2 separate regions of the Homo sapiens genome follow, and region 2 is linked to region 1. Evidence: chromatin loops called from intact Hi-C (ENCODE). Cell type or tissue: Caco-2. All regions are shown on one strand. Each heading gives the region's core, and the rest is flanking DNA. Links, peaks and the distances in the headings are about the cores only.

What was found. Peaks named below come from ENCODE experiments on the same cell type or tissue, not always from the same donor. Only the 100,000 strongest peaks of a DNase experiment are listed, where the experiment ranks them.
Region 2: it touches region 1 in a loop (2.0-fold over the local background); 8 of 110 quality-filtered maps call a loop at or near these places.

The regions. Positions count from the first base shown.
Region 1 is chr18:7,539,367-7,550,438 of GRCh38, reverse strand. No RefSeq gene overlaps it. Among named protein-coding and RNA genes, the nearest start is that of PTPRM, 22 kb to the left of the region's middle. In Caco-2, for the core only: no CTCF peak of the experiment used is centred there; no DNase peak of the experiment used is centred there.
Region 2 is chr18:7,453,570-7,464,641 of GRCh38, reverse strand. It overlaps LOC112577592 (a long non-coding RNA gene), which reads left to right and starts at 3,507. Exons shown (of 2, transcript NR_172881.1): 1 at 3,507-3,652; 2 at 8,175-8,800. In Caco-2, for the core only: no CTCF peak of the experiment used is centred there; DNase peaks (open chromatin) are centred at 4,631 and 7,201.

The DNA.
Region 1 (11,072 bases), core at 2,046-10,045:
TATGTTAACCAGTCCGTGAAAGCAGCCTGATGTAACTCTGACCTATAGGAAATCGGACTACTCTCTCTAGCAACCGGTACAGGAAATTAAAAAATAACGTCTGTAGCATTCAGCCCCAAAAGTCCAGAACTTGATTAATAACTGACAGCTTTCCTAATTTTTGTCCCTCCTTCCAACTTAGGATCAATCAGAGAAAGCCAAATATACAACCCAAACCAATCACATAGGATGCTCTGCTCCCAGTGAGCAGCCTCCAATTTCCCTGGCCAGTGGCCTCCAATCAGAGCACACCTGGAGCCTGCCTTTTCTCCACTATAAAGTCTTCCCACTCCTCTCCCTGCCTTTGAGTCTTGGCAAAATACAAGTGATGGTGGCCGACTCCTTTCCTATAACAGGCTCTGTATAAATATCTTTTGCTTGTTCTCATTTGGTTGGTCTTCATTTACTTCTGCATACTATTTTTAGGTATTGCAAATTTTTAAAGATTGAGAACCATTTGATTTGTCAAAAATTGATGCCACTAAACCAATGATTCAAGTTCAAGAAGATTTAATAATTTCCTGAAAAAAATCCTTACATTTATCCACTCACATGTTGCCTTCTATTTCCATGTGCAAAGTGCTACACTGGGTATTACAGAAAATACAAAAATAAATTAGATGATTTGAGTATTTCACTTAATTGGATTTAATAATTTCAGAGTTTCTTAAATTCAGATAATCAAAGTTATCTTACGTTTAGGAACTCGAAGCTATATTCATACTTTTAAGAAAATGGAACATAATTTTAAAAAGCAAGTTGCCAAAACGAGAGATCAAGTTGTACTTTGTTTTGTTTTGTTTTTGAGACGGAGTCTCGCTCTGTCCCCCAGGCTAGATTGCAGTGGTGCTCTCTTGGCTCACTGCAACCTCTGCCTCCTGGATTCAAGCGATTCTCCTGCCTCAGCCTCCTGAGTAGCTGGGACTACAGGCACCCACCACCACGCCTGGCCAATTTTTGTATTTTTAGTAGAGACGGGGTTTCACCATGCTGGCCAGGCTGGTCTCAAACTCCTGACCTTGTGATCCACACACCTCAGCCTCCCAAAGTGCTGGGATTACAGGCGTGAGCCCCGGGTCCCAGCCGTACTTTGGTATTTTTTATTTTACATTTTCTCTCACATAGTCCAGTTGAAATTTTCTTACTTAACTATCTTGGCGTATGTCTAAAATTTGCTTTTTTTTTCCCCCCTTGAAATCTTATGTTAACTACTACAAATGCAAATATTAAGTGTATTTCATTTACCCACCAAATTGAACTGAATTTAAAACTGAATTGCAGATGTCCCATGAAGGGGCACAAATATGATTATGGAAAATTATTCTATTGAAAATAACAGTAGTTTTTATAGTGATATAAATCTGAGAAAGCGAAATAAATTGAGGTTGGAGAAACAGATGTATTCAATAAAAAACTACTGTGTGCACGTGATGAACTAGTCTTTAGCAAGATTTGAATAATGCAATCAGTAGGAATTTGGCTGGCCTGTGGAGTTTTCAAAGGCATGGATGTTCCAATAATAGCTGGAAATTTGTTGTGGACACGAGGCCATTAAGCCTGTCTCCTGCTGCATTCAATATAGTGGTAAAAACTATTATTAAATAACTGATTTTATAGCAACTGTTACAATTATTTGTCCAAAGTATAAATTAAAGTTTATGATGGAAGCAAATGTACATCTTAAAATGTATAATGCTAATTTAGGTTCCTTTCTCATTTTAAAATAACTACTCATATGAAAGAACAGTGACTACCAAAATAAGAGCAAATTAATAAGGCTGACAGGAAGACTTATCGAAAGTGTAAAACATTAAATGTGCCTTTACTTTTCAAACACAGAATCCTACAATTATCAGGGGTCTCGTCCCTCGCTGAGTGCACACAACTTCCATTAGCAGTAATGGCCGTGACGCAATGAAACCCCGAGAAACAATTAAGGAGCACAAATGACAGATCTGGTCCCCGAGCCTCCTGTGTCACGTGTTGACACCCACCACACCTGGTGAGGCAGAACCGTAACTGACTAACCTACTGATGTCAGTCAGTCTTTCTAACCGTTGCTTCTACCGGCATCATTTCCTCCCTTGAAGCCCCTGAAATCAAACTTGTCAATTTATAAAAGACAAAATGCTTTAGTAAATGAAAAGCCTCACACTTAGACATGAGAAAAGCTTTTCTGGTGCCAGGATAGGAACTGATCCCATTTTCTTTCCCTAGTTTGTTCCCTGCATCAGAGTGATTTCAAACTTGGAAAGCCTTTTATCACTGAAGCTTTTTAGAAATGATGGATTCCCAGGCCCTGCCCTATGTTTACAGAGTCTCTGAGGCTGGGAGTTGGCAGTGCATTTCCTAAAGACCTTCATGAGATTGGGGGCTGGGGTGTGAGCAGGGTTTGAGAAGCAGTAGCACTACCCTGTAATATTTAACTCAGTATTCAGCAAAAAGTAAGCATATAATACGTATTTGAGGATAAAACAATTTTAAGGAGGATTATAAAATATATTTTTATATATACATTATACATTATATATACATAAATATGTATATTATATATAATATAGACATATATATTCCTGAAAATTCTCAGGAACAACTTGACTCTACCTTTGACTAAAAGTAAATATTCATAGTAATAAAATGCACATATGGGTATTCCAGAGCATTGAGTTTAAATAAAAAATATTAAAAGTCCCTAAGATTGTTAATAGACCCAATGTGAGATACATATAAAACACACACACACAACGCGTGTATGTGTGCGCACACACACAGTTATTTGGAAAATGAAAATTTTTAGGAGCATAGAAGAGTTGGAAGCCACTCTAGAAGTCATATAATCTAGGTTTTTTTTAAAAATAATCTGTTTGATCATCATAATCATCTGGGGAGATTTGTGGAAGGATCATTTACGAAAATCTCCTCCCTAACTACTGAATCTAAATTTCAGAGAGGGGCCCTAGGACTCCGTATGGTTTAAAATTTTGAAAACACATACCATGACTCATGTGGGAATACTAATTTTTCTTCCCAAGAGTCCTTGTTCTTTCAGTGCTTCCTTGGATGGTGTGGCTTCCTGCCATTGATCATCTGGTCACTGTCCTTTGAACAAATCCGTCTGCCTGTTTCTCACTGAAAGCACAGAGGCAGGTGTGGAGTTGAGAGGTGGCATCTTTCCCCAGATTCTGGACTGTGGTCTACCAGAGCACCAAGATCCAGTTAACTATTTGGCAATGTTTTTACATTTTTGGCTGATATTGATCTAGCAAGCAGTTAACCAAAAATGTTGGGTTTTGTTTGTTTGTTTTGAAAGTATTGTTAAGCCATAGTTTCCCCATCTTTTGTTTGTGAATTTGAATGTTAACCTAGGGCAGAGGCCACTTAAGGTTGGTCTTATTAGATTTAGTTCAAGATCCAGGTTTTCGGGTTCATTTTGGATTTAATCTTTTAATATGTTAATCTGTGTCTCCCCCAGCTAGTGTCATGCTTGGATTTGTAAACAAGCCACTTCTGGCCTTACTGAAGTTATTAAGAAACACATTAAAGGAAAGAGAGGTGTAGGCACATCCCTAAAGACCCCTTTCTGCATGAACAATAGTTGTCGCCCTCTTCGATCGAGTTTTCACCTGGCCACACACCTGCCACATGTCTAACCATTCAGCCCAGGCTTCCCCATCTTGTTAATAGAAACTCCATAAGAAAGGCTTGTAAAGCTGCCTTCCTTGAAATTAAATCTTGAAACCTACGTTATTTAACATTACCCCAAATCTCTGTATCTGCAAGGTATATTTTATTTTATATGCTCAGAATATTTCATGTGAAAAATTTAGCTGTCAATAGATGCATTTCCCCATTTCACAACCTATCTCTTCTTAAAATTTTCTTTTCATAGAAACAGCTTTACCAAAGTAAAATTTCTTACGAGATTCTTTTTTCTAAATTTCCACCAACATACACTGTCACCTTTCGTGACAAGCTTCTAGCTGGTCCAAAGGCCACAGTGTCTGACAGTAATTTGCCAAGGTACCACATTTCAATTGCTTCAGCACATTTCAATTAGGAGACCTTTGAGGTGAGAAAAAAAGAGAAATGGAGTGGGAGTCAGGTGATGCTAAAAGAAAAACAAGATGAAAGGCCAGGATAAGGAACATCTTTGGACAATGGAAAGAGGAAAAATAAACCTCACAAGAATTCTCAGGAAGACCTGGACTCTGTCTTCGACTCAAAGTAACTGTTCATAAAATGCACATGTGGGTATTCCAGAGCATTGGGTTTAAATACAAAATTTCCAAAATCCCTAAGATTATGAATGGACCTAATGTGAGTACTTTTCCAGAAGTTTTAGTCTAATAGTGAAGATGTAACTTATATTAGGCTTTATGTTTGCAAAAAGAAAAACAAAAAACGTCTTAAGCAAGAAAGGGAATTTACTGGCTTACGTAATTTGTAGTCCAGACATTGGCCTCACTTCGGTCGGCTTGAATCCTACAATGATGTCATCAGGCCCCTGTTTCTCTCTGTCTTGCTTATCTACTTTCTCCCTCTGCTGATCCTATTTGCTGGTAGGTACTCTCCTGTTAATAGCAATATATCTGCAGACTCACACAGTCAGAGCCCACATCCAGAATAAAAGAAACAATATTTCGTCTCATTAATTCTGCCTAAGTATAATTAGTTGAATAACAGTCACCCAAAGATATCAAGTTCTAATCCTGGAACAAGCAAATGCTACCGTATGAGGAAAAAGCAGTCTTCAAAGATGTGATTACTTTAAGATTCTTGACCTGGGAGATTTAATCTGAATATTGCAGATGTCCCCCAAATGCAATCACAAATGTCTTTATAAGAGAGAGGCAGAGGGAGACCCCACACACAGAACAGGAGGAGGCAGTGTGACTATTGAGGCAGAGATAGGAGTGATGGGGCCACAAGTAAAGGAATGCCTGCAGCCAACAGAATTAGCAAGGAACAGACTCTCCCCTAGAGCCCCTGGAGGGAGCGTGGCCCTCTGACAACTTGATTTTGGCTCCTTAAAACAGATTCCAGACTCCTGGCCTCCAGAAATGCAAGGGAATAATTTCAGTTACTTTATGCCACCAAGTTTGTGGTAATTTGTTGCAGCAGCCCCAGGAAATTAATACACCAGGTAATGTGAATGGTGCTGATTTGAAAACCTGAGTCACAGGGCTACTTCTGAGCCAATCGCTGCATACTGACAAGGTGGGACTGGGTTATAGCAGGCGGAGAGGTTCCCCAAAAGGAAGGCATAACTGGAAATAGATGCAGGTAGGACGAGGGGACAAAAAAAAAAAAAAAAAAAAAACAGCAGATCTTCATTTCCTGTTTCAGAGAAAACAGAAAAGTTCAAAGTTAACATTTATATGCAAGAATATTATAGTGTTATGGAACTTGAGCTTTTGTGTAGCTGTGATGATATTGCCGAGCAGCATATTATCAGGATGCACTGAGTTAATCAGGAACCACTTGCTAGGAGCAGATTTGTTTTTATTGCTGATCACTGGAACTTCTCCAAGTCTGGCACATCTCTTTTTGGAAAAGTTGTATGTTAAGATCACACATACAATTCTAAATATAAAAAAAGTGCTGTGTTATTAGGCTAGGGTAGTAATTTGTATTTATTTTCTAACATTTTTCATAATTATGTCTAAAATAATGTATTAACAGTGTTTGCTACAGTAAAAGCTATGCCAGAGTTTACGGAGTGAAGTCTATAGCCCTTTCCACACCTCTCCTTGGATTCTAACTCAGTGGCCCATGAAGGCTGTGCTCCAGGATGGCTCTGCCTCTTGTGCGGGCTTTGGCCTTGGGTAACTTACACTTTCCAATGTCAGATTCTTTATATGTAAAATGAGTATAAATGACTTTGCAGCATTTGTTTTGAGGATTATGTTTAAAAAAAAAATGTGTGACAGCATCTAACAGGGTGCCCAGCACAAAGTAAGATGCTAGAAATACTCTATTGTGAATCCATAATCCAATAAGCACAGTTTACCTCATTATTCCCTACATTTGTCTGCTTATGCTTACCAACACTGAAGCTCTTTCAATGGCTCATTTCTGCTTTAAAAGATCTGCTTGTAGCTTCCACTTGGCTCAGCATGTTGGTGCGCAGAGGAGCCTGATGTCAGGTGTGCGCTGGATGTCTTAGCATGTTCTCTCCCTTTTCAAACCTTTGTAAAATGTAAAATAAGATCAGTGTCAGTTCTGAGTCATGCAGGACTAAACCTGCTTATTTATTCCAAAACTGTTTTAGATGCTAATAAGATTTTTTTAATATGACCAGGTATCACAGCCCACCTCCCCAACCTGAGATAGCTCATTTGCCTTTGTTGTGAAACTGTCAGACTTTATTTTGAAGATTCAAATTAATAGGATCTATTAGTTATTTCTCAGCTTTTTCATTATTTACTCTAAAAAGCTGTAGTAGATAAGTCAGGCATAATCTCCCTTTTGGACATTTTGCTGGAGGGAAGAGGAAAGCGAGCATCGCTTGATGCATACGGAAGAGCAATCCCTAGTTGGGGACACATCAGCCTTGTCTCTTGTTCCTGTGAGCCAGTGATCTGCCTCTGGACTAGTCGGCAACGCAGCAGCAGCTCTGAGTTCCCAGGGACATTTGGGAAATCTCTGGCCAGGTTGGGCAGGTTTGGGGGGTTTGTATTACTTCATCTTTGCCCAGGAAATTTTAGAATTCAGTTTCAGGGATCTCAAAATCGTTTGATTGCTAGCCTTTGTTCTTTAATGAATATCTGCTTATATTCATGGTAGCTGTCATTCCAAACATTATAAACCACATCTAAAATAAATTTTACTGGGCTTCAGGGGCTTGGGGAGAAATAGAGATGAAATATAGAGAGATGACTTTTATAGATATAATTTAAACGTTTGCTAAAATTTAAATAATGGAAGCTTACTATTTAATGAGGAATTTTATCTACTTTGCATATATAATTTATAGCTTGTTGCGTATCACAAGATCTCACTCATCCTACAGGAATACTTTGCATTCTGGAAATAGGTATACTAAAACCCCAAAGCATTAGAAGTAGTGGTATTATGAACAACTTTTCATCTCTTCTTTTTTCCTAGGCACATTTCCTTAAAATTCTACATTTAATAAATGTTATGTTCATAACATGAAATATTTTGATTAATGCTTTAAAAAAATAAGAGCTTTAAAACAGAAATAGCATAACATTAAGTATTTTGATTAATGCTTTAAAAAATTAACTTTAAACAGAAACAGCAATCATGAATATGCAGCATAATGTTAGTCTTTATAGGTTAAAGCTGGAAACATATCTAATAGCAGAAAATTGTTTAATTAAAGTCTCATACATGGGTATGAGTAGAATGCAATGATCCCTTACTTAATAAGTATTTTCATTCACTTTGGGGGGAGGGAGGAAACACACTTTAAAAATTTACACAAATTTTTCTGATTATCTTGTTTTTTCATCGTTTGGTCAACAAACCATCCATTTGATTCAATTCCAATCTTCACCAAAAACTAGTACCTTCCATCTAGAACCCAGATGGAAGGCTCACATTATGAGAAGCAAGAATGATGGTAATTAAAAGAACACCAATTTACATTATCAGGGGCCTCTTCTGAAAGTCTGACATTACTACAAACAGCCAACTTGAGACTTAGATGAAAGGGTCCTTTAAATGGCGTGGAATTAATATTGTATATATCCAGAAGTATCTGGAATTTGCAAATTGATGTGAACATGATAGGGTAGAATTTCTGCAAGTATTTTATCTCTGAGGTTGGATAATAAAAATATGGTTCTAATAAAAAAGCAGGCAAAACTCCTTCAGGACAAAAAGTGATTGTATCAAGCACTGTGAATGATTGTAAAATGTGGGAACTCAATATGACCGGCGGTGGCTCACGCCTGTAATCCCAGCACTTTGGGAGGCCGAGGCGGGCAGATCACAAGGTCAGGAGATCGAGACCATCCTGGCTAACACGGTGAAACCCCGTCTCCACTAAAAATACAAAAAATTAGCCAGGCGTGGTGGCAGGCGCCTGTAGTCCCAGCTACTCCTGAGGCTGAGGCAGGAGAATGGCGTGAACCCGGGAGGCAGAGCTTGCAGTGAGCAGAGATCGTGCCACTGCATTCCAGCCTGGGTGACAGAGCAAGACTCCGTCTCAAAAAAAAAAAAAAAGATTTACCAAAGCAGTTCCGAAGGTTAAGTCCATTTCTCATGAATGAGTGACCACTCATGTGGTCACCTCATGGCGATCACCAAGTGATCAACCTGATGAAAAGGAGAGCTCTGCCTCCACCGAGGGTTCTCCTCAGGTTGTTGTCCTGGTGGCTGGGTAGAGGAATGCCCTGCTCTAGGAAGGAAGTTATCCAATGTGGTAGGAATCCAGGACCATGACTAGAGGGACAGAATCAGCCAGTTGCAAGGCACAGATAAAGACCTAGCCACGGTGATTAAAGTTTGCAGATAATCTAGGCTTTGCTACTTGAAGGCAGAATAGACCAAAGTGACAAATGTTTATACCCTATCTCCTTAAGTCTTCAAACACTACAAATAATGAGTGAGCAGAACTGAAAAGTTACAGAGCATAAATGGAACCAATACTTAATGGAATATTTATTTTCTACTTAGCCCCAATGTAAAAATTAAAGTTATATTAAAAGTACTGATGACAGTCAAAGTTTAATGTTTATAAATTTTACTTTGCTTTAGTATAGATATTTTTTAATGTTTCTGATATTTTATCCCTTTTTTTTTGTTTTGTTTTGTTTTGTTTTGAGACAGAATCTTGCTCTGTCGCCCAGGCTGGAGTGCAGTGGCTCGATCTTGGCTCACTGCAAGCTCCACCTCCCGGGTTCACGCCATTCTCCTGCCTCAGCCTCCCAAGTAGCTGGGACTACAGGCGCCCGCCACCACGCCTGGCTAATTTTTTGTATTTTTTAGTAGAGACAGGGTTTCACTGTGTTAGCCAGGATGGTCTCGATCTCCTGACCTCATGATCCACCCGCCTTGGCCTCCCAAAGTGCTGGGATTATAGGCATGAGCCACCGCACTCGGACCCCTATTTTATCCCATTTTTATACCAAGAAACTAAAGATAGGCATGCCCATTTATGCCATTATTTTTAGATAATATACATAAAAATTACAATTAGATACATCATATACTGTATTCTTGCCTTTTCCACTTGTTCTCACCTGAAAAATCTACTCAGTCGTCTGTGTAACCAAAACTAGGCCTCGTCATTCACCCAAAGAGAGTCTGGGCCACATATCAGAAATGGAGTGTAGTTAATCTTTCTTGTTTTATCAGTGTGGTCTCTAAGCCAGCAAGCCCCTTAGGAAGGGATCTAAGTAATTCATTCACTGTGCTCTTTTTAATCAAAACTAAAAGACTCAGGCTTAGAGAGAATGGCACAGAATTTTTAACCCACTCTGGCTACTCTTTACATTGTTCTTACAACCTTTCTACCAACTCAGAATCTATGCTACTTCATCAGAGCTGCAAGCCAGAAGACATTGGATGTGACATAAAAGTTCATAGTAACATGAAGAAAAATCTCCATTTGGCCATAGTTCCAAAGAGAAGCTTCTATTTAGTTTAAATATTAAAGGATATTAAACTTGGCTTCCCCATCTACCACATCTATAAAATACACATTTCCAGGCCAGGCACAGTGGTTCATGGCTGTAATTCCAGCACTTTGGGAGGCCAAGACAGATCACTTGAGGTCAGGAGTTCAAGACCAACCTGGCGAAACCCTGTCTCTACTCAAAATACAAAAGTTAGCCAGGTGCGGTGATAAGCGCCTGTAATCCCAGGTTCTCAGGAGGCTGAGGTGGGAGAATCACTTGAACCCCGGAGGCGGAGTTTGCAGTGAGCCCATATAGCGCCACTGCACTCCAACCTGGGTGACAGAGTGAGACTCTTCCCCCCCACAAAAAAAAAGAAGACACACTTCCATATTAACTTATCTTTTATGACTTTAGGTCATATTCTTTATTACTGAAATAGGTCCAGAATTACAGAACTGGTCCTAGGGAGGATCTTTATTTCTTCCTAGGGACAGAGTCTAGAACTCATATAGGGGCTTCCAGCTACAGATGGACAGAAACATCTTCAAGGCCTGTTTCAGGGATGAGTAACAGAGAAGCTCACAAATCTACCACTGAGTACATCTGCTTCCTCACGCTTCAGTTTTTCTCTAGTCTGTTGTCCACAGTCCCTTACCTTCTCTTTTCTCTCCTCATCCACGTGGCTCTGAATCAGTTTTTACCTCACAGGCATAGCTAGAATTAGTCTTCATTGCTGGGAGTGCTTGTGACTGACTCTCCCCTAAGTAAGTGATGACTATTTTTTATTTTTACTTTATTTAATTTAATTTTATTTATTTATTTATTTTTTTAAAGACAGAGCCTCACTCTGTCACCCAGGCTGGAGTGCAGTGGCACGATCTTGGCTCATTGCAACCTCCGCCTCCAGGGTTCAAGCAATTCTCCCTCCTCAGCCTCCCAAGTAGCTGGGATTACAGGGGCACACCCTCATGCCCAGGTAATTTCTGTATTTTTAGTAGAGATGGGGTTTTGTCATGTTGGCCAGGCTGGTCTCAAATTCCTGACCTCAGGTGATCCGCCCACCTCAGCCTCCCAAAGTGCTGGGATTACAGGTGTGAGCCACCAGGCCAGGCCACTCTTTTTTAATTGTTTAATTTCTTCAGGGAGACAGAACTTTATTTTCATTAAAACTTTGAAATCATCAAACAAATGAAAGGCAAAATCAGAGGATTTCTCTTTTATTATTTAATGTTATTACTTTTTGGAGGAAATCACATCCATTTCATCCTTTCTTTTTAAAAGTTCCTACTCTCTGTCTAAATATTGGGTTTTCACATAAAGATGACCATTGTAGCAGAAGACACATATATACATACAAATAACAGTAATTCAGAATGAAAAGTGATCTAAAAGAGGCATGACCAAGCACTATTGAACAAAAAGAGGGAGAAGTTAACATTACTG
Region 2 (11,072 bases), core at 1,057-9,056, 85 kb after region 1:
ATGGGGTCCAGCTCACATTTTACTTCCTCCAGGAACCTACTATATTTCCAGTTCCTGCTCCCTATTATCTCTCCAATAAGAAATGATCTCTCCCTCTTATAAAGTCATGCAACATTTTGGAAAAATATTTCTTACAGGACTTAGCCCTGCTTCCAGATATAGCTCCTCTGGCACATTAATGTGAGTTCCTCCAGAGCTCACTCACTCTGATGCCCCTGTCTTCTGCTTATTGCTCTGAGCAGAGCAGGTGTTCAGTATGAGTGTGTTGAACTGAATTGATATTTTCTTTGCACCTTTCTTGTATCTTTCTTCACAGAATGTAGCATCTGGCTGGCCACTGAAGTGCCCAGTAAATATTTGATGAATAAATAAATCAATGGGACTGACCTGCAAAGGGAAGGAATGGAAACACCTCTGTTAATGTCATGGGCATTGTAATGGTTGCCTTGGAGACCTTGCTTCTCTATGGTCAGAACCAGTGGTGCTTACAGTCAAGGGCAGGAAGAGTAAAGGGCAGGTTTTGGTAGACTAGTGGAAAAGGTGGGGCTGTTCCCAGGTTCCAGTCCCACCCCCAGAGAATGCCAACCTGAATGACTTTCTCCACAGCCTTTCCAATACAGGGCACCATCTGCTCTCATCAAACACCAAGACCTGGACAAGGTGATGGCTCACTCTTTAGTCAATGCCCGGCGTTGGTCAAAACAAACCAAACCAAACCAAACCAAGATTTCTATGCAGAAAAGACAGTCCAATGCCACTCATAATAATTTAGAACATCTTTTGGAAAAAAAAAAGGCAACCCCCAACCAATAAACTCCCCCAAACCCCCAAAGTAAAATCCCTGGACTCTGTGTCCATGGGTTCCCATTGCATGCTTTCACAAGGGAGAATGGGAAAGGCACCAGAGCCCTTAGGGAGCAAGCATGGGTCACACAGTTCATGACGCTGGGCTTCGGATCTGAACTCTGCTACCTGCTGCCTCAGTAGTTCTTGGCAAGTTACTTAATCTCTCTGAACCTCAGTTTGTTTTTCTGCAGTGGCGACAGGTAACTTATTGTGAGAGCTATGTGCCAGGTCCTATTCTAAATGAGATAGGTCCTATTAAAGCCTAGCATGGATGTATTACTATCATCTTCGTTTTATAGATGGGGAACCGAAGCACAGAGAAGGTAAATTACTTCCCATGTCACATGCCTCAAACCTAGTTGTTCTGCTTCGTGTCTGCGTTTTGGAGGACTGTATTATCCATCACATGAGGGTCTTGTGAAACAAGTAATGAAGTTCCTGGCACCCAGTAGCACCCGGCATATGGTGGCAATGACCCATTACCTAAAGCTGTCTCCTCCTCAACTAGCAGCCATTCCCTTCTTTTGATAGATTATGGTGTTTGATCTGAATCTGTTGGCACCAATAAACAGAAGAGGTTCCTCTTGATTATCTATAATGAATCAAAGATGTCACTGATTTATTGCATGCAATTTAGATTCCATTTAAACTGCTGAAAATCAAGCATTGTGAAGCTGTTCACAATCACATTCTCTCTTGTATGGATAAAAAGTTATTCATTTCCTAATCCTGTCTGATACTTCAAACACTAGATGTAGCTACTTTGCCCGTATAGAAAGCAACTTTGAGAGACAAACATTTCCTTCTTCCAATGTAAGAAGACATTCTATTTTATCTTTTAAAATGATGGTCTTGGTGAGTCACTCTTCAGAGGATATTGTGAAGTGAAGCCAAGTAGCAGCCAGACAGACAGCCCAGGTATCTGTCAAAATACAATCCAAGTATTAGACATACTTGCTTTCCCTCTTTTGTCTTTATACCATTCCAAATTTAGACCGAATCAGGAAACATGAAAAGGAGATGGGGGGATATGAGGAAGTTTGTAAAAGAAATAGTCTATCCTATCTGTTACTGAACATTTTGAAACTCTTTAACCCTTCTTTAAAAATTGTGCATCAGTCACACGTGAGCCCCTGCCTTCCTTCGGCTGCCTTCGGCTTCCTGACGGGGTCTCAGTACTCAGCCAGGCAAAGCTGCCATTCTCCCCAGCGAGTGGTCATTTCCAAGCTCAGCGTGTGAGCCATGGCCCTAACGGGGCACACTGTATATGTCCTGGCCAGAGAGGGACCTCTACTCAAGGGTATTCCCACAGAATGTGAATCACTAATCACTGTGATTCCCCAAGTAGCAATGATGCACTTCACTCAATGCCTAGAGAAAACAAAATTTATGTAGTCACATGTGAAGCATCTGATGAAGTATATCTCATCAATTTTAGTGTATTATTTAAATATTAATGATTTGTTGAATTTGAAAATTTTTAAACAAATCATAAAAAAGAACATCATTATTCAACACATTTCTTATTGGTATAATATATAGAAAAAAGAAAAAATGGAATATGCTATAATAAGATAGGTTATCACAGCCATAGTTTTAGAAAATACGTGGTTTTGGGGTGTTTGAAACAGAGTCTCGTTCTGTCACCCTGGCTGGAGTGCAGTGGTGCAATCGCAGCTCACTGCAGCCTCAACCTCCCAATCCTCCTAAACCAATCCTCCCACCTCAGCCTCCCAAGTCGCTGGGACTGCAGCCTCAACCTCCCAATCCTCCTAAACCAATCCTCCCACCTCAGCCTCCCAAGTAGCTGGTACTACAAGGCATGCGCCATCACAACTGGCTAATGTTTTAAAATTTTTTGCCCAGGCTAGTCTCAAACTCTTGGGGTGAGGGGATCCTCCTGCCTCTGTCTCTCAAAGTGCTGAGATTACAGGTGTGAGCCACCTGACCTGTCCAAAAATAGGTGTTTTGTTTTGTATTCAAGCCCTTTGTTCAAAATGCAACTGCTCTACTTCCTGGATACATGGATACGAATGTCCTCAGCAGAGCACTACTGAGCCCAGAGTCCAAACAAAATATAAAGAAATAAGGATGTCAGATCAAAAAACACCTACAGCCCAGCCTGGTTGGGTGGTAAAGACAAGAATGCCCCCTCCTAAACCTTCAGAAGTTGAAGAGCCCTTCCACGTTTCAAAAGGGGCCTGCAAAAGCCAGGTTTCCAGCCTTTGGTTCCCACTTCCCCAAACAAACGAAAGTTATTCTGCATTGCAAGGCAACAAACAAGTGAGCTCCAGAAAAGCAGGCTTCCTCCTGTAATCCGTTTTTGCCCATTCTTTTTCCCAAACCATAGAATAGGAAACAAAATGTTACAACAAACCCTCAACCCCATGAAGGGCGTTCTACTCCCTTCCTGCCTGAGCACAGGTCCCCGAATATCACTTAGTTTTAGCACAATCTGCTTGGATAATATATGTTCTGTTTCCATGCGCACGCATTTCCATACATGCAGCAGATGAGCCAGAGAGATTTCTCTGAGCATGTAAATTCTTTCAGAGGAAACAGAGAAACAAGCCTTGTACAAATTTGGGAGAACACCCCCTTCTGACCACGTGGGAGATGGATGACCTGTTTACAACTGAAACCCATGCAGAACATTTTTCACTGCAGAACAAGCAGCTGACATGATTGCTGTCGGTGTTCACAGAGCCAAATATGAAGATAATTGTAAAGAAAGAGACGGTCGCATCGGATAGAAGATGTGATCCTGCTCTCACGTTTTTCCTTCTGGCATGACCATACACGTTTTGTAAGTGGGGAGAAATCCTAATAAAAGCCCTATCCGTGCCGTTTTAGAAACTCTGAATAATGGCATGTCTGAGACTTTTTGTAACATTTTCAGTAGTTGAATCCAGTTTGTATTATCTTTCAACCCATTCTAAACACAGGTCAATACTGACTTTGCAAAGATCTAACTTTCACTTCTGCAAAGTGTTCTAAAACTTGTATTTATTTTTCTCCTTTCTGAAACACAGTCTGAATGTCTTTGTAGGAGCTTTAGTATTTTGGGTCTGGGCTGAAGCAAAATGAAACGGCATCATGCTGGCTAGAGTTCAGCATTTAACATTTTAGAAAAGTCTGTAGAGAGAGCTCAGCTGAAATAGACAGGAATCTACATTCATGTGGCCATCAAAGGAACAGAGCAAGCCGGCAGGGGCGGCCCCAGTGTGCGGCGTCGGGCTCAGAAGAAACACCAGCGATCCAGGGAGAATATTGGCAGGGGCAGGGAGAAAGAAAAGCTTTCTTGGGGCTACTGTTCTTAGAATTTTTCACCTGTGTACAAAAGGACAAGAGAAGCTGATCTCTGACGAGGACATTACTACATCAAAACCCAGCTTCCAGAGACTGCTTAAAACGGTCTCTGTTGCTCCTTGGATGCCCTGATTTACATGCAGTGGTGGGAAGGGAGCCACAGAGATGGCTCCAGCCCAGCGCCTGGCCCGCAGGGCTGGAACAGAACAAGCAGATTTCTAGGGCCTTGGAAAGACAAACGGTGCCTATGTGGTATACATCAACGAAACTCCAGGACAGCCTGGCACGCAGTGAGACATCAGTGAACAGTGAGAAGAGCTCTATCAAGGCCCCACGGGCTGCTGGGGCCTGGTCACCTGTTGCCTGTTCACAAAGGGGCAAGTGGTTGAGTTGCCAGCTCCGAGAGGGTTGATGAGCAGCACGCACGCTCCCTGGAGCCATGGTACTGACGTCTCCCCCAGGTCGGGGGCTGCCGTGCTTGGGAAGGGCACGGGGTCACTTGGGAAGGCTGATTACACAGGGAACTTTGAGCTCCAGCACACAGATGGGAGGGGAGTCGGGTGATGCGGGAACAAACACAGCTCACAAACAGAAAGATAAAACGCAGGGGCTGCCCATGAAGGGGAGGGTGCCCCTATCTCCCCAGTGGGGTAATTTCCAACTACAGAGAACAGTTGCTGCCTCAACAATAGAGAAGAACATTTTTACTGATGTGCTCAAGAAAAGATGGGACAATTCTTGGCAAGTAGATAAACATTAAAAAAAAAAAAACAGTGAATTTAAATATCAATGATTTTAAAAGGTAAAATTAGCCGACCTCTCAGAAAAGAATTGAGAGTAGATAGGAAGACGCCTACCTATTGAGAGAATTTGCCGAAGAAGATTTCAAAGGGTTTTTGTTGTGTTTTTGTTTTCCGGTAATAACAGCTCTATCAGCAGCAATGTAAACTATGAATAGAAATAATAATATTTAGTAATCCAATCACAAGAAGAACTGTCGGAAGCTCACAGTTCTGTTTCTTTTTGATCCAATTTTAGATTTTCCCTACAAAAGAGAAAAAACAAGGATTGTGATAAAAACTCATTTTCTTCTCTCGTTTAAAAAACATTCATTCCATAATTAGAAGCAATTTTTGATTCCATACTAATGAAGTTATATGGATGCAGGGGCATTTGAGATCCACAGCTAATTCATAAATAGGATCTTGCCAAGAATTTCAGCCTCTCCCCCAGGTGACCTGTACATAGAGGGTGCTGCAAGTAAGGAAACCTGTTTTGATCTTGGGTGTTTTAGCTTTTTTGTGCCTAGTGTTAGGTGAACCAACACAGAAGCAAATTCAGCAGTCATAGCTATTCTTCTGTAAGCTGTAGGCTGACTCTGATAGGAACTCATTCTGGGTGTCAGGAGGCTTCAGGGGCGAGTTACAGGCAGCTGAGTCTAGTGCCAGCTGCTAGGAGTTCTGGGAGTGAGGAGCTGTAATCAGGCAGGAGAGGCTGGCAAAATTCTAATTCAATTCTAGGGAATACCTATTTCCAAAGGAAGCTGTCATCAAAAGAGGAAATGGTGCAGTGGCCTTGGGAGTTCTGAGCAGAGGCTCAGTGTAGATAGAGGGTTAAACTCTATTTTCTTATTTTCTGTATTCTTGATACTCTGGCATTTGGGGCTTTGATGCTGGAGAGACTGTCCCTTCCAGGGCTACCTAATTCCTAGAAATAGCAAACAATTCCCCTGTGAGCATGCTTTTGATAAACCAACCAGTCTAGAGCTCACACCCTCAACCAACCCTTTCATCAAACTCTCACTCACCAAACCAATACACCCCCTGCCCTATGTCACCCCAGGGCCAGGGACCTGCCAACTAGAGACCACCTTTATAGCACTGGGCCGCTCGAATAATTTAAAGTATCCAATACTAAGTCTACTCAGCTTACTTACCCTGCCTGGCTTATTCCTTCCCTCGTAAATCCCAGTAAAGGTCCCAGCCACACGGTGCCCACATCCTTGTTTCCTGACCATCCCTGGTCTTTCTGGCATGGTGGGGCTTAAAATGCCCCGTGCCTGTGGGGATCTGTGAGTGCAAACTTCCTCACAGCCGTCATTTCTGCGTCTGCCGTCTTACCATACCTGACACTAAAACAAACCCCAGGTACATATTTAACTCAACAGGGTTATGGACCATGAAAGCTTGGGTGGTTCATGAACTTCCCTGCTCCTAAGCATTGCCGTGGAGATCAGCTATGCAGACCTTTTGGCTGCAGCTCCAGAAATGGGGGTGAGCGGCCCAGAACCTGCGTTTCTAAAGGCACCTCCATACAACTCTGCTCAACGTGGTGTGAGTAGCAGAAAATAGCACTAGGAGAACCTAGCCACCAGGAGCAGAACTGGTAGAACCAGGTCAAGAAGAGAGCCCTCACTTTAAAACTTACTTTCTGATGCAGCAATTCCAATTCTAGAAAATTATCGTATAAATATGATCTATAAAATATTTATATGATAAATAAGGAAATAACTAAATATGCACAAGTATCCTTGGAAACCTTTTTATATTACACATAATTTGCAGTAAAAAAAAATCATACTAAAGAGGCCACGTTAGATTGGTTAAGTATTACATATAATGATATATAGTTATACAGTGTACTATTTAGCAGTCATCTGGCATAATGTTCCATGGCATATGAAAATATTAATAATATGTTGTTAACTTTAAAAATCAGCCAACAAAACAGTATAATGATATAATCCTTTTTCATTAAATATACATAGACATATATACAGAGGTTAAAGCCTGGGGTTATCTCTGGTTCATGTCGTTACAAATATTTTGTGTATGTGTTTATTTTTCTGCATTTTCCAAATTCTGTACAGTGCACATGAATAATAAATTAATTTCATTGTTTTCTAGCGTGCAGGCTGTGTTCTCCCTAGGGCAGGACAAAGAAGGAATTTGGAAAATCACATACCTCTCCCCCAAAGACCGAGAAGCTCTCTAAATAATGAGCATTCGCTAACCCCCGGGCCATTTGGCCTTTGGACACAGCATGATAGAAGTTGCTTTCTGGGCCTCACTTGCTACGGGTGAGAGTTCCTGACACCTGGAGAGGCTGAGCCCAGGCTCTAAATGAGACCTGGTGGCTCCAGGTGACTGGAGGCCCACTCGGCAAGAGGGGTGTTATTAGGCCTAAGTGGGGACTGCAGGGGCTGTGGTTATGCTCCAGTTGGTGTAGAGAATTCATAATTAGCAACAGCAGGATTATAAAGCAAGGAGCCAGAAAGAGAAATAAGGGAGGGGAAATAACCTACCAGGAAAGGGCAAGAATAATCCACTCATGACATTATCAATCCCATAATAACCAAGTGATGATAGTGCCTACATTAAATACACTTCAAAAATAATCAATGCAAAGAGTAGGATAAAAACAATTTGTGAGAAGGGTAAGCATTAGAGTATAGAGCAGTTAATACAGCTACAAGGAAAAGAAATCAATATAGATTAATTCATTTCAAGGTCTCTCGTTTATTAGGAAACCGTTATTTCTTTTTGTCACTTTTCAATCCCTCAAGGATGCTCAGAGGAACAACAAATGCTCGGATTTCCACAAAAAATCTGAAAACTCAGGTGTGTTTGAAATGAATGCTCTGAAAATACTTGTTGCATGTAATTGGAATTATGTAGTATTTTTGTAATTAACAAAGAATTGTTATGAAAATGTGGGGGACCCCAAATTTTAAGTCTGCTATATTCCAAGGCAGCTGCCTTCTGACAAATAACCTGTGACAATTTCATAATATAGGGTTCCGAAACCTCATTAAGCCACACGCGTGGTGCAGCTGAAGCACTCATTGCTTTCCAAGGGTTTGTGAAAATGTAATTAGGCAAACCACAGGCATCTGCAAATGTGGTGCTTTTGCTCCAGATGGATGGAATCTCAGGGCGCCCCAGAGCTTTCACAGGGACGATTTTTCTCAGTGTCAGTGACTTGAACACACACCTAAGATGGTCTTTTTGCTCTTGCAGGAGAAAATGTTGCCAAATGGGTAGACTAAACAATGAATGGCTGCCGGGTTTAGTCATACCTCTCTGTGTGAGCCGTCAATTGCTGACGGGAGCTAGGACATTATTCCAGCTACAAAATGGGCGCGTGATCCTGGAAACTGATGCATGGGCCTTGCAAGCTACGTCTATAGAATTGGCTGTAGGTACTAAGCACAGAAGACCATCGGATCCCTGTGGAGCCCGACCCCACTGCTTCACCCGTGTGGTCCAAGCTGCTCCCTGGATGTCAAGGATTGGCCATTCCTGTGGTGTCAGTAGTGAGTGCTTGGATGAATGTGAGATCTATAGGCTGGTGATGCAGATGGTGACGGGAAGAGACAGTAGAGATGCCAACACACTCCCTGGACGGTGTTTCTGGAGGGAAAAGGTCCGCGTCTGGCGAGCCAGTGGAATGTGCTGTGGCAGAAAATCCACAGGCTCTGGAATCTGACTGTCAGAGCCTGGGCCCTGGATACAGTGTCTACCACCTTTGTGATCTGTGGCATGTTATTTAGTATCTTGGAGCCTCAGTTTACCTTCTGTATTATTAGGGTAATAATGTTTTCTTTTGGGGCTTTTGGTGAGGATTAAATGATATATGGAAAGCTTATTTTGAAAAGTATTAATTGATGTACTCCTAAATTCACACACACACTCACGCACACACTTGCACACCCCCATACACACACCCACACCCTGTTATCTCATCCATGCTTTATATGATTTACTAATATTTAGGTCTTTTAGCAGGTCCATCTTAGTAAATGAAAGTTGAATCAGACAAAAAGAAATACATAAAATTCTCGGCTTTAAATGAAAAGCAAAACAAATAACCCTCACGGAGGGGTAAGACGGGAACACTTGGGAAGCACATCTGTTTTGTCAGAGCTGCGTGGCTCTCCCACAGCCCCTCCCAGATGGCTGCAGAGACCCCCCGGCACGAGTTGCTGAAGAGCCCCCCGCCTGAGAGGAAGGGAGAAGGTGGGACACAGGGGCTTGCCATGATCAGGGCCCGACCACAAATAACAAACACGAAGTCTGGCTAACCTAAAGAGAAAATGCATGTATTAGAGGGATATTAGGAAGGCTGGAAACACAGATTTGGAAGATGGAGAGCAGTCAAGAGACTCTGGTAGTGAGAGCCCCGCCAAGGTCCCCTCCCAGAGTCACCTGGTTAGAACGAGGCCGCCAAGGCTGCAGGAACTTGCCCCTGGTATCCCCGCTACCGGAGGCGGACGGGGGATGTCACTGAAAGGTGCTGCAGGAGGAACTGACATTTTGTGACTCTGGCTGCAGATGGAAGGTCCTGAGGGTCATGGCCCACCAGCTGGCGACTCCCAGGCGTCTAATCTCTCAGGATTCCAAGGTAGGTGGGGGGCCTGCTTTCCACCAGCTCCCCAAATGGCCAGCGTTGTCACATAGGAAGGAGGCTTGGACTCTGGGTGACACACAAAAGCAAAAAGCCCCCTGACGCGTCCACTGCAGCCCCATGGTGTCTTGCCCTCCCTCCTGAGATTAGCCCGTGGGGTGTCTTGAAGGGAGAGCCCTGAAAGAATAGCCAGAGAGGCCCCATGATTTCAGGACAGAGGGGCTCTGTGTTTGCTTCTGGGAAGGCAACCAGGGTCCCAGACATCTTTACCTGCACCAGCCGAGGTGGAGGTAGCAGTGAGCAGATGGCGTCAGGGAGAATCCAGGTTGGAAAGGCCAGTTACAGTCAGCTGAGTGTCTGTGGCCTTGGGCAGCAAGGACAGCCCAAAGTTCCCAGGCTCTGCTGGGAAACTTTCGGAGGAGGACCAACAGAGAGCTTGGGGACGGGATGGGGACATGCTGTGGCCACATTGAGGAGGTGCTGCAGAGCCCATGGGCCCTGTGATGAGGTGTGAACAGGAGAGATGCGGCCCAGGGTTTGCCATCACAGAGGGAAGGCTGCCCCTCAGCCTCGCCCCTCCCTCCAGACCCCAGGCCCTAGAAGAAACTATTAAGATGTGAACTGGGAAGGGGGAAGCACTGAATTTCCTGACTTTACCTGACATAACTGAAAAGGCCTAAAAATGACTGTTTTCAGCTATCACATAGAATGGTGGCTTCAAAGGAAGCTTAGGTTGAAATATAGAGAAGGAAAAATGACATTTTTCTGAATACCTGAGCCTATGCCTTGAACACGTGTATACACTACATCAGTTGTCCTCTGTCAGGAGGGACTTTTGCCCTCCAAGGGACATTTGGCAATGTCCGGAGATAGTTTTGGTTTTCACGACCTGTAGGGAGAAGAGTATGAATTGCTCCTGGCTTCTTGTGGATAGAGGCCAGGGAAACTGCTAAACAGCCCACAACTCTTTATGCAAACTGCACATGAAGGAATTATCTGGTCCAAAACATCAATAGTGCCGAGGTTGAGAACATGCGGGAGCTCTATTGGGGTTTTAAAGAATCATTCTGCAGTGCATGTCTGCCCTGTAGACCAGTTCAAAGTCCTAGAATTGGAATTAGAGTCTGGTGATCGAGGGGTAAGGTCTAGACCCTCTGAGAGAAACTGTGTGTGCAAAGAGAAAGTGGATTTGGCCAGAAGTCAGGGTGGATTTCAGAACTATCAAGGATTTGTAAAAAGACTGCTTTGAATGGAGAGATCAGAGCTAGAATATGGTATACCTCCCAGCTCTGGCCTGAACCTGCCCTGTACACTGCACTACAGAAGTAGGGCAGGCTTAGGGGCACATAGGAACCAAGAGGGTGCATTTGTCCAGTAGGAACTTAGGCTCAGGGAACAAATATCTCTCCTCTTGAAGCCCACAGGCCAAATGACTACTGAGAGAGTATCATTTACTTCTTTAGCCAATGCCAGCTTTTCGCTTTCTCAACTAGGGCTTCCTGCCTAGTTGG